Regions from separate parts of the Homo sapiens genome. Here region 2 is linked to region 1. Evidence: chromatin contacts called from ENCODE Hi-C or POLR2A ChIA-PET data. All regions are on one chromosome and are shown on one strand. The core of a region is the stretch at or near the end of the contact, and the rest is flanking DNA. Distances in the headings are between cores, read along the strand shown.

Evidence for each region. A loop is a pair of places that touch in the nucleus more often than their neighbours do. ChIA-PET counts read pairs that join two places held with the same protein, here RNA polymerase II (POLR2A). Pooled maps may share reads with other maps.
Region 2: a pooled map shows a loop between it and region 1 (4-fold over the local background). The contact joins the promoter of PELI2 here to the promoter of MGAT2 in region 1. A Hi-C loop is called at or near these places in 3 of 50 pooled maps. POLR2A ChIA-PET finds 5 or more read pairs at or near these places in 2 of 52 experiments (CD4-positive, alpha-beta T cell and naive thymus-derived CD4-positive, alpha-beta T cell).

Annotation. Positions count from the first base shown.
Region 1 is chr14:49,616,929-49,623,252 of GRCh38, reverse strand. MGAT2 (alpha-1,6-mannosyl-glycoprotein 2-beta-N-acetylglucosaminyltransferase) reads right to left here and starts at 2,454. Exons shown (of 1, transcript NM_002408.4): 1 at 1-2,454. The coding sequence starts at 1,984. The coding sequence ends at 641. RPL36AL (ribosomal protein L36a like) reads left to right here and starts at 2,627. Exons shown (of 2, transcript NM_001001.5): 1 at 2,627-2,691; 2 at 4,113-4,723. The coding sequence starts at 4,149. The coding sequence ends at 4,469. RefSeq lists silencers at 1,963-2,072, 2,373-2,582 and enhancers at 1,804-2,354, 2,743-2,852.
Region 2 is chr14:56,114,314-56,120,637 of GRCh38, reverse strand. It overlaps PELI2 (pellino E3 ubiquitin protein ligase family member 2), which reads right to left and starts at 2,227. Exons shown (of 6, transcript NM_021255.3): 1 at 1,901-2,227. The coding sequence starts at 1,977. RefSeq lists silencers at 1,750-1,819, 2,110-2,369, 2,410-2,469 and an enhancer at 2,600-2,839.

The DNA of each region.
Region 1 (6,324 bases), core at 1,205-3,704:
ACATTGAGGTGAAAACAATGTTTAAACTTTCTTATCAATCAAATACATTCCAAAAGAAAGTGTGTTCTATGAAGGTTCCAAAACACACTCAAAACACAATAGTACAGGAATCTAATACTGAAAATGACTGTTCTGACAGGGTGTTTAACAAACATAACTTTTAAATTATTAAACCAGTGAAGCAATCCCTTCCTAATAAGTGTGTCAAGAGAGTGAAACTGGGTTTGTTCCATTAATACCCTAACAATTTCATCGTAATACTTTTTACTGCTATGACAGTTTTAAATAAATTTTGCTGTACTTAAAATAGGTTTTGAAAGTGGAAAAGTGTACAAAGTTTCAGATAAAAAGATTAATAAATGCAATTTAAATAAAATTTCCCCTCTTCTCTCATATCAACAATAATCAATTTTAGCAGATAACAGATTGAGCTTTAAAACCCTACTCCCAAAATGAAACCTTCAGTTTTAAATCTTAATCAGACATAACTGGAAAAGATTACTATGTATTTGGACACCTTTTACAAGATTTTGTTTTTGTATTAAAGCAGAAACCAGTTCCTAAACTCTTTTATTCAATTGTATGTCCTGTTTGGACAAATATCAAAAATAGAAGACTGTCGCTTTTGTAACTGTGATTTTCACTGCAGTCTTCTATAACTTTTACAGAGTTCATGGTCCCTAATATCTCCCCACCCTCCATTTTTTCTAGGTGGGGAAATGGCTACCACAGTAAACTTTTCACTGATAGTTAGAGTTTCTGGAAACATGTATTGTTTGTTATTATTTAAGAGTGACTCAATTTGGGCACTCTGAGTGGATGGTCTACAGGTTTTCTTGTGATGCATACCACAGTCTCCAGCATGAAAGATCCTAGGAATTTGAGGAACCAGCACTTTCCAGAATTTTGGAAGACAAGATACAGTCAAGTATTGAAGAGTCCAGTCCCAGTTATAATCATCATAAGTACAGAAAGTGTCTGTGCACTCGATCAGCTTCTGATAGGCATTCCGGGTCAAGGCTAGACCCATATTGTGCTCTGTGGATTTCCAAGTTTTCACATCTACCTTGTCAGCCATGCCATAGAAACTGCGACTGGCACTATAGGTCCCCAGGGAGAGAACATCACATTCAGGGCACTCTTGCTGCTTCAGTTTCCACATCTTTTTGAAGACATGGTAAAAGTCTGGGGCTAAGTAGTGATCCTCTTCTAGGAAAAGTATAAGGCCAGCATAATCTCGAAGAATTTTCACTCTTTCCCACACAAAATGCAGCTTCCACCACCAGTGATGTTTGGTCTGGGAGAATTTGGCCTCTCTATAATGGCCGAAGGAGTCGGGATACTCAGCATTGATGCACCCCAATTTCAAAGCGGCATTCTTCGGCAGGTCTCTGGGACAATCTCTAGGGTCACTACCTGGAAACTCGTTAGGGTACAACTGAATGCTGAAAGGAAAGAACACCTGCAGAACCGGACAGAAATTCACCCCGGCGATCAGCTGATTGATCTCGGTCGACCAGAAGTCATGGCTAAAGATGACGAGGACGTTGTCAATTCCCTGGGCTTTTCGAAGTGAGTCCAGCAGCAGTCTGAGGTATTCGGGCCGGTTATGCACCTGGACCACCAGCACCAGCTCCCGGGGGGCCCAGGTGCCAGCCTTATCTACATTCCTCAGGGTCTGATCAAAGTTCAGCTGGTACACCAGGGACCGGTACCGCAGCGTCAGGTTGTCCGCCTCGGGCTGGGGGACCGCCGGGACCAGGGAAGCCGCCGACACGTTGGAGACCCTGCGGATGCCCACAGCCACAGAGGGGTGGTCCCCACCGCGGCCGCCGGCACCCCGCGCGGGTTCGGCGTCCAGCAACGGTGGGGCGAGGGCCTCGTTCTTCCTTTGTCGCCCATTGCTGCTCCAGAGGACGAAGCCGCAGGCGGCCACCACGAGCGTCAGGATTAGCACCTTCCGTTTGTAGATGCGGAACCTCATGGTCTCCAGGGCCGGGAGCGCAGGCGGGCGGGCGCGGAAAGGAGCAGCTGCTTCTGCACGGAAGGGGCGGGCGGGCGGCGGCCGTCGCCTTGGCCTGTCACGGTCGGAACTGGCCCCCGCGGCTGCCCTCGCTAACTCATCCCGGGCCCCGGGGGTCCTGGGGCCCGAGACCTCTCATTTACCCCGCGCCGCCTGCGCTCCACACATCCTCGCCTGGCAGCTACAGCTCGAGCATCGGCGCCGCCGCTAGGAGCCGCGGCTCGGCTTCGTCTCCGTCCTCTCCATTCAGCACCACGGGTCCCGGAAAAAGCTCAGCCGCGGTCCCAACCGCACCCTAGCTTCGTTACCTGCGCCTCCAGCGGCCCTGCGTCCTCTGCGCTCTCATCCTTACAGGGGCCCTAGACGGCCAGAACTGAGCGACGCGGCCTCGCCTCACTCCGGCGGGGACCGTTATGACAACCCGCAACTGCCCCGCGGCACACCGCGGCCCTCCGGCCCACACCCCTCCGGCCCGCCCCTTAGACCGTTGGTTGGTGCTTTCCAGACGCGACCGAAGGCGCCTGACCGCCGTGGCCGGCTGCCTATTGGTTTGCAGTACTGTCGCTCAGGTGCAGTTCCCACTTCCGCCTGTTTCTTCCCTTTCCTGTTAGGCGAGAGCTGCGAAAGGCGAGAGCTGCGAAGGGCCAGGTGTCGGGCGCTGTTTCTCGGTAAGCTAAGAACGAGGCTGTAGCGGCTCCAATAGGAGCCTCCCTTGCTCAGAATCCTGGGTAGGACTAGGCCTTCTTAGGAAAGGGAAGGCGAGACCTATGGCCCTCGCCGGCCTTAGTTCGAGAGCAGGCTTCTCCCTTCAGGAAAAAGGTCTCAGGCATGGCGGCTATAGAATCGCGGGGCGCGCCGGCTTGATAAGGACACGTCAGCCCTCGAGGCTGCTGACGGGTGACTGTGCTTCGGAGGGGAAAAGTGATACTACGCTGATGTGGTTCTCGTAGAAGGAACGGGGCGGGTCGTAACCGTAGCTACAACGTCGCGCGCTGCCCCAGCCATTCTCTAGAGCTGGAAAATGGAGGAGGTGGGTGGGGGGAAGGGGGTCAAAGAAACTCTGGTCCTTAACTTCCTTTTCGGAAGAAAATTAGATGAACCGCACTTTTCTTTTGGAGCAGTCACAATAAATTAAACTCATTTCGTACGGAAAACGGACTGTATTGGGCCTCCTAAAGCTGCTGCTGTCGGTTTTCGTGAGTCTTGTTCTATATGAGAAAAGAAGAATGGCTCGGAGCATTGTTAATTATTTGAGATGTGCAAAATTTGCCGGGCCCAGAGAGACAGCAGTATGGGACTTCAGACACCTCCCCACTTAATGCCTGGCATTTTATTCCTGACTAGCTGCTTCACCCATTATGTCCGCGTTCCTGGAATTTGTCATGAAAAGAATGATGTATAGCCAATCAATCGCTTGTGTTATTTTAATGTAAATTCTTGGTAGACAATTTAGGAACTGCCATTTTTTCCTCTAAAAACCCACTTGCAACTGCTGCTACTCAGGGCATTTTGAATCTGTGCTCTGGGTTGCAATCCTCAAACTTGCCCCAAATAAACATTCTACTTATATGAATTGTGCCTCAGTTCTTTTTTTTTTTTGAGACGTAATTCCGCTGTTGTTGCCCAGGCTGGAGTGCAATGGTGCGATCTCGGCTCACGGCAACCTCCGCCCCTCCCCACCCCGCCCAAGCGATTCTCCTTACAGGTATGCACCACCACCACGCCAGGCTAATTTTGTATTTTTAGTAGAGACGGGGTTTCTCCATGTTGGTCAGGCTGGTCTCGAACTCCGGACCTCAGGTGATCCGCCCTTCTCGGCCTCCCAAAGTGCTGGGATTACAAGCATGAGCCACCGTGCTCGGCCTTGCCTCAGTTCTTTAGGTCGACAAATTAGTCCTCCAGTAATTTAAACGAAGTGTTTCAAAAAGGTATGTACTTGTATGTGCGTTTATTCATATGGAAAAAGAGTACGTGGTGGATTTATATATTACTCATTTATGTGTACGGTTTTCCTGTATATACTTGTATAGCACTTTCACTTTTCGGAATGTTTAACGTCTGCTATCTTATTTTAAATATTTTACTACAGTTTTCATCATATAGACAAAACAGCCCTGCTGCAAAGATGGTCAACGTACCTAAAACCCGAAGAACCTTCTGTAAGAAGTGTGGCAAGCATCAGCCTCACAAAGTGACACAGTATAAGAAGGGCAAGGATTCTTTGTATGCCCAGGGAAGGAGGCGCTATGATCGGAAGCAGAGTGGCTATGGTGGGCAGACAAAGCCAATTTTCCGGAAGAAGGCTAAGACCACAAAGAAGATTGTGCTAAGGCTGGAATGTGTTGAGCCTAACTGCAGATCCAAGAGGATGCTGGCCATTAAGAGATGCAAGCATTTTGAACTGGGAGGAGATAAGAAGAGAAAGGGCCAAGTGATCCAGTTCTAAACTTTGGGATATTTTTCTTCAATTTTGAAGAGAAAATGGTGAAGCCATAGAAAAGTTACCCGAGGGAAAATAAATACAGTGATATTCTTACGCAAACTTTTTGTGGTTTTTACTTATAAATAGAATTCCATGTTTAGTGTAGTCCCACCTCAAACTTTACTAACAAGTTTATATATGTATGAAGGGAAAATACTACTTTACTACTTTTTGTTTTCTGGTCAATTTCAAATGTTGAATGAATTCATAAACATTGAGCAGCTTAGAAGGATCTTTAAGATTTTGCAAGAGAAGGAACAAGATAACGCTAGGCTTGTGTATAGCAGGCTGGGTTGGGCAAAGGATGGAAGTTGGGGGATAGTAAGAGCTGACCAAATATTCTGTCTAGTAGGGGCCGCTAGCCAGGTAATGTGTTTCCTGTTACACTAGTCAGATTTAGTACTCAACAGCCACGTGTGGCTAGTTTATTGGACAACACAGATGTAAAACATTTCCACCGCAGAAAGTTCTTTTGGACAGTACTGTTAGAGACTGTGGCCTTGAATATAAAAGGATAGTTCAAAATTGACTTCACACTAAAGTTCTCAATCTAGTGAAAGTCCAAGATAGCATAAACTGTTTTTTGAACCTCTTAGAACACTCTGGGAGGTACTCAAAAAAAAATTTTTTTTTGAGACAATCTGTCACTGTAACCCGCACTGGAGTGCAGTGGCACATTCATGGCTTACTGTGGCCTCTCAGGCTCTGTAGCTCTGTAGGTCCTGCCTTAGCCTTGGAGTAGTTGGGTACCACCATGCCTGGCGAATTTGCCTGGCTAATTTTATTTCTTTTTTTTTTTTTTTAAAGATGGGGTCTCACTCCTGGGCTCAAGCAATTCTTGAGCCTAGGCTGGTCTCAACTCCTGGGCTCAAGCAATTCTCCCATCTCAGCCTCCCAAAGGGTTGGGATTACAGTGTGCTACTGTGCTTGGCCAGAACTTGACAGTTAGGAAGGTTTAGGAGTTATGACTGAAAACAAGAAGGTTGAAATTCACAATGAAAAAAGTTGAGCCTTGTAATTATGAAAGGCAAGAAAAGTTCAGTATCAAGTGAAAAACTGGGAAAAGGTAGGGGTTATAAGAGGTCAAATTCTGCCTTTTGTATATGAATTTAAGTTGACTAAGATACATGGGAATGACAGTAGTTAGAGGAATGCAAAGGGCTAGGGTGTGTAGGAGTAACAGATGGTTTGCACATAATCCCAATAACTGACTATTATAGCTGCATTTGATTGTAAAAAAAAATGTAAAAATCATGTATACGAGTTTATTTTTAAATACATCACCATCACTTTTTCCTTTTTTTGGAGACGGGTCTCGCTCTGTTGCCCAGGCTGGAGTGCAGTGGCATACTCACAGCTCACTGCAGCTTTGGCCTCCTAGGCTCAAGCTATCCTCTCACCTCAGCCTTCCTAGTAGCTGTAGCTAGGACTACAGGCATGCAGCACTATGCTTGGCTAATTTTTGTATTTTTTATAGAGACGGAGTTTTGCCTTGTTCCTCAGGCTGGTCTCAAATTCCTGGGCTCAAAGGTTATCTACCCATTTCAGCCTAAAGTGTTGGGATTACAGGCATGAGCCACCTCACCTGGCCTACCATCACTTTTTAAAGAATGTTTTAATTCAGCTATTTTGTAATATTTATGGACAATCCCTCACCAACCTACAAGTTTAGAAAATCCTAAAATACTTAGGGAATTCTTGGTTTTAAAGACCAAAAGTAAATTAACTAGAATACAGTAGCCTGGGCTTAAAATCTGATTTGGGTTCATGGTACTTCTCTCGTAGGGTGATTTTTAAAGATTAAATGCTGCTTATAAAA
Region 2 (6,324 bases), core at 978-3,477, 6.5 Mb before region 1:
AACAGCACAGGCACAGAGTAGGTACACAAACGACGGTTGAGTGTCTCGCCCCCTAAGTGCCAACTATGTCATACTTTGGTCTCCTGGAAAAGCATTAGCAAAGGGCAGACCATATGCAACTGCAACGTTATATCCCGGGCTCCTGTGGAGTGAGACTATGATACTAGGACAATCCAGGGTTTCAATCCTTTCCGTGGCTTCGGAATGCCCTGCACTTCCAGCTATGAACACAAAACCTCTCCAGGCCCACTCGCTGCTTTTCTGAAACATCTCAACAATGATTTCCTCAAAAGGAAATAATGAAATAAAGTTCTGGCATACGTTAATCTTCCGCGTCAAGTTCACAGTGTTAAACACACTGAAGCCAGCCACACAAACAAAACCAAACTCCACAAGATTAGGTTGGGCTGAAGTTACATAAGACAGACTAAACTGCGGCTTTTCTCCTGTCATTCCTCCCGCCTTCCTGTGAACCCTGATATTTGTCTTTGAAGTGCAATTAAGATGTAGGTGAGAAAAACACTTATCTGCAAACAGCTTCAAAATAGGTAATGAGATTTCCAATACCACCCCCACTTAATGCACTAGCAACAAAGTCAGGAAGACTGGGAAGCTTTGAGTTGTGCGGTGTCTGGAAGCTTCCCTCAAAAACTCCTCTCTTTAAATTATTTTTAAGTCAGCACTTACTTCAAGGCACTCACTTATCAAAACACGTTTTGCAAAGTTCCCTGAGTCTTCCCACAGCCATGACTCCTCATATGTGTGCTAAGCCTACCTATCAGCGCCGAGGATGTTCTGAATACAGGTCTTTCAACGCAGAAGGACAAAAGCGCGGGTTCCCAGAGCGACACATCCAAAGGAAAAAATAATCCTTTCTTCAACACTAAACCCAAGTTGTTCCTTCCCCCCAGTTTCCTGCACTTCCCCCTTCCCCCTCCCCTTTCACTGCCCACTATATCCAGTTTTAAGCCCGCAAAGCCTCTCTCCTGGCTTATTAAGGGTAAACAATAGAAATGTCACAAGGAAACTCAGGAAGTAGATGAAGTCTCTAATTGCTGCCGTTTAACGATTGTACATAATTACTATCTTCAAGATGCGGCTTTCACCAGCAGAGAGGGAGCCGAGGCGGGCGAGGCTGGCGAGCTCCCCGCAGCCGGGAGGGCATCAGCGAGGCCGGGACCGGGGGGATACGGCCCGCGCCCCGGTGCCAGGCCCCGAGCAGCCGCATCCTGTCCCTCCCCTCCAGAGCACTCCAAGCGGGGAGAAGCGGAGGGCCGGCCGGCCCGGGTCACACACAGTTCACTGCTCTCGGGCTGCGGCGGCCCGCGGCGGTCATCGGAACAATTTGCAAAGCGCAGCCGGGGATCCCACAGCCCGCGGCGGCCCAAGCTCACGGCGCCGCGCTCGGAGTTCGGGGGCGCGGGTACCACGGTCCGCGAGGGAGGTGGGAAGACGGGGCTCCGCGCCGGCCGGCCTCTCAGCTTCGGGAAGCGACCCCGCGAAGCGCCCGCGACCGCGGCGCCTCACATGGAGTCCCTGCCCGCCCTCCCCGGCCCGGACGCGGCGCGCGGGAAGTGGAGCCCCTGCCCCCGCCCCCACGATACGGCCGCGGACCCGGTGCCCGGCGCTGCCCCCGCTGGGTCGCCCGAGTTCTGGCCACTTCCTCCGCCGCGTCCTCCGCGCGGACAGCGCAGCCCGGCGTCCGCCGCAGCACCCCGAGCGCGCGCCGATGGGGCGCATCCCGCCCCCGCGCCGCCGTCCGGGCCCTGAGAGCCTCTCCTGCCGCCCCGAGCGCCCCGGCGGTCCCCAAAGAGCACCGAGCCACCCCGCCAGCCCCGCTCCAGGATGCGGGCGCTCCCCGCCCGCGCCGCTGCCCGGGACCAGGGACCCCAGGACTCACCCGAGCACCACCAGCTCCCCGTATTTCACTGGCTCCTTATTGGGGGCGCAGTGTTCCTCCTGGCCAGGGGAAAACATGGAGCCCCGCTCGGCCGCCGACGCCGCCGCCGACGCCGCCGCCTCCGCCGCGATCCCCGCCGAGTCCGCGCCGCCGCTACAATCCCATCCCGAGAACGGGGTGAGCGCGCCGGGGAAGGGCACGGCGGCGAAGGGGGCGCGGGGCGGCCAGTCCCGCTGCTGCTCCGTCGTGGCTGCGCGGCTGCTCCGCCTGACTCCCCGGAGCTCCGCGCGCCGCGGCCGCCCCGAGTCAGAGCCGGCAACAAATGGGACCCGGCAGCAGGGGGACCTGCCTGCGCTGAGCGCCGCCGCCGAAGCCCCGCGGGAGGGAGGGAAGGAGGAGGGAGCGGGCGCACGAGAGGCTGGGGCCGCGCGGGGGAGGCGGGGGCCAGCGCGCGGGCAGGTGGGAGCCGCCCCGCCCCACGCAGAGCCAGGCGCCCGCCCCCGGCCCGCGGGGCGCCCCCTCCCCCGGCGCGTGGGGCCGTCCGCGCCCACTCCCCGCCCCCCTCGGCCCGGCGGAGGCTCGGCCCCTGTGTTATGTAAACATAGAGTAAAAGGGAAAGGAAGTTCTTAAAGGAGCAGCTCTGTTTTTTTTCCTCACTTCCTTCCCCAAACTTAGAGCGCGGGGTCCTCAGCCCTCGCCGCCTGGTTCTTCAGCCGCGAAGGCCCGCGGGAGATCCTGGAAACGAGCGGCCGCGGTTCCCAAGCCCACGTTTTCCTGGCTGGAGTTCGATGGGATTAACTTCCTCTCCGAGTAGAATAGCGCTCTCTCGACGTCACTGTGTCCCGGCTTACAACTAGAGGTGTCGCACACACCCACTTGGGTGCCTCCCCTTCCAAAACCAAGCAGAAAGGCGTCTAGAAAATTAGAAGGTTTTGCCAGTTGGTGCTGGCGTAGAGGACGTTTCGAAGGCGCTTGGAGCACCCCACCGTTGCACTGGATGTAGCTACCCCGGCTTGTGGTCAATAGAGCTCCACCTGGCTTTTGGGGGGTGGCGGGGGGATGGGGGAAGAGTTGTTTTTTAATCCATACTTTATCCACTTTTCCTGTGCCTTCTTTCCATCCCCTAATACATACAAGGGGAAATTACCTGGGTGGACTTTTTAGTGAACGTAAATGTTCCTTTATGACCGTGATTTAATCAATGCACTGTTTGCTTTCTATTCTTTTTAAACTAGTTATTGCTATGGCTTTAAAATATCGTAGACTGTATAGTTTTACTGACTGCTGTTTTTCATCATACAGGATTTTATTGTTCTAACATTTATTAAGCACTCATAATGTGCTAGAAACTCTACATATTATTGCGAGTCATTGCCTCTCAACACTGTTAAATATTTAAAGAAATAAATACTGCAGAAGCTACCCTGTGTATAGTGACTGGTTGGCTATGACCCGAAGCAAAGGGCTAGAAAAAATAATAATTGCATCTGTAACCTTCCATTCCGCTGTGCTGCACCCCTTGTGTAACATTCTCTGACAGGTTATTACGGTAGTGACATGATGTTTCTGATAATTTTACTTCAGTTAGGAACTGATTTTTTTAATTGAGGTTTTAGAAATAAATTATTCCAAAGTAACTAAAGCCACACCACTGGTAAGCCAAAAATAAACTTTATTAAACAGTTAACTTATTTCAGCTAACTATAGAAATTCTGTATTTCAAATGAATATTAGTTATTCTGCATATATTACGTATTCTCTATATTTTTTATATGTAATAAAAAATCTGTTACAGTTTTAACCAGCACTCCTTCACTAAAGGGATAAATCATGTCTCCTCCCCAGTGTTGATGTAAATTTCTTTCAAATTTCTGCTGGATTAATGTTGTCTTCATGTACTCTGTGCATCTACTTACCACATAGATTGTATGACTATCAAAGATCTGTCAGAATCATTCTGCAGTTGCGCCGTCACGATTACGATGATGCCTGCCTCTGTCACCCTAGCTTCTCTAGGCCTCCTCTGTTGCTGCTTCTGCTCTCTAGGCTACCATTACCTCCTTCCTTCTCTCTTGGCCTGCTGTGCCTGTGTGCGTTGCATTGCATTATACTGTTCTGGCTGCATTTCCTCCTTGCTGTGCTTCGCATCTGCTCTTAGGAAGATAGAAAGAAATATGTATTAACCTCCTACTAAGTTCCCAGCACTAGGCTGAGAGTTTCCCATAGGATATCCCAATCTTCCAAGGCCCCCCCGTCTAGCTATCTGCCTGTGGCACCCCTGACTTCCAGAGGGACATGTCTCTCTACTCTCCCAACATGTCTTTGAGAATGTTTATAGTACTTAATCAGGTCTGTCTTTATCAGACTGACTTACAGGAAGTGTTGTTGTGAATGAGTTTTTGTGTCAATGGAGGCTTTTTATCCTAGGCAGCTCAAGGCTAGATCAGCTCTGTGAATCACTCTGAGCCCTGAAAGCTTCTGACTGGTAAGAGCAATTCTATTGATCACAGTCAAGAATACATACAGGGACCAGGCATGGAAATCCAAATGAGCAAATGGGCTGAGTGAGGACTGTGGCACATTGGTAGGGTCTGTGCCGTCTACAGGGCTTATCTGTCACTCATCTCTAGCTGATTGTTGCCATGTGACAATGACAGTTCACTCTTGCTAGATGTAATTTTTCTAAAAGCCTCAAATCCTGATTACACCAAACCTCTCAATTTTTAACTGTTGGCAACTCATTCACACTTTCAATTTTCTTGAAACACAGCATGAGCCCATCAAAACTATGTCTGTTTTTCTAGACTCTATGTACCCAAGGTCCCCACAGTTGCTTTCTCTGATTTCAAGGAAACAGACATGAGTAAAGGTAAAAACACTTCTCAAATGGTATCAAATGGTAGGGCTGGGGGGATGGCAGAGTGGTGAGGGGTGTTAACTTGATTTTCTCAGAGCGTTGATGGCTTGTGTTCCTAAAGAAGCCAGCGTGTGACTTTCTCTGTGCATCTCTTATCAGAGTTATTTGCTCACAACTTAAACCAATTAGGACATGACCCCATCATCCCCAGTTAATATTAAGAATCTGATTGTAGCATGGATTTATCCTCTCTTGAATGTAATTGTTTTAGTGAGTTGCTCCAGGCTGGTGGGACAATCTGGCTGTGCCATCTGCCAACCCACTAAGAGCCAGGGTGGGCTTGGCTGACTTGATTGCCAGGGCAGACCCTTCCCTGCTCTCTCTGCTTGCCATTCCATTTATGTCCCTCACCCCAGACCACTCTCTTGAAGAGGATGACCCGCCCACATCATCCCAGAGGGAGTCTGTGCTATTTCTTGGGCTACCAGAGGCCATATGCTTACTATACAAATAAATAATGTAAGGCTTTATCTTGACTTTTCCCCAATTGTGTCTTCCTGTTTTGTTAAAATCAAAAGATTTAGTGAAAAAGTGTATGTTTGTTTTAAACATACCTAAAGTCAGTCAAATACCTTTCAGTATTTCTAGAATGAAGCATCTAATTTTTGGTCATTCTACATTCTACCTTACATGTTTATGTTTGGAAAGACTAAAGAGCAAGTAGACACTTTCAAGAATATGTTTGGACAAACCGAGCAAGATACAGTATATTTTTTCATGCAACTTTAGATTACATTTCATTTTTAAGCTGTTATCTTCTTGTAGTTTTCTGATTGAGAATAATATAAGCTCTTTGTCAAAAGTTTTAGAAATACGAAAAAAAGGATTCAAAAATTGTCTTAAATCACCTATAATCTCATTACCCAGAAAAAACCCTATTTATCATTTTTGTGTATTTCCTTCATTTTTTATTTTTAATTTTTTGACATATGTGTAATCACCCTCTCTAAAGTGTATCCTGCCTTTTTAATTTAATATTGTATTGTCAGAAGTTTTCTCTTGTAACTAAAACTTCAAAAATATTTTTGTTGTTTCATTATAAGTATCAACATTTATTAACCATTCCCCTCCTATGGAATATGTAGGTGGTTTCTAATTTTTGCTCTTATAAATAATAAACATGTTTACATTTGTTATTACTTCATGAAGACATATTTCTATAGGTAAAATTATTATATTAAAGGGTACAAATATTTTTAAGACCCTTTCATGCATATTTCCAAACCATTTTTCAGAAGGTTGTGACTGCCAGTTTATACTGTAACTAGCAGTATGTGAGAGGCTGCCTCAGGAAACTCCCACCAGCATTTTAAAATCCTTACTAATTTAATGGGTGATAATTTTTTATTTGCATTTTCATGATTTGCTATTGTAAGATACATTGACTTTTTCCTATTGTGGGAAAAAAACCCACATAACATGAGACCTACCCCCTTAACAGATTATTAAGTGCACAGTACAGCATGTTAATTGTAAGAACATTGTTCTACAGCACATCTCTAGAACC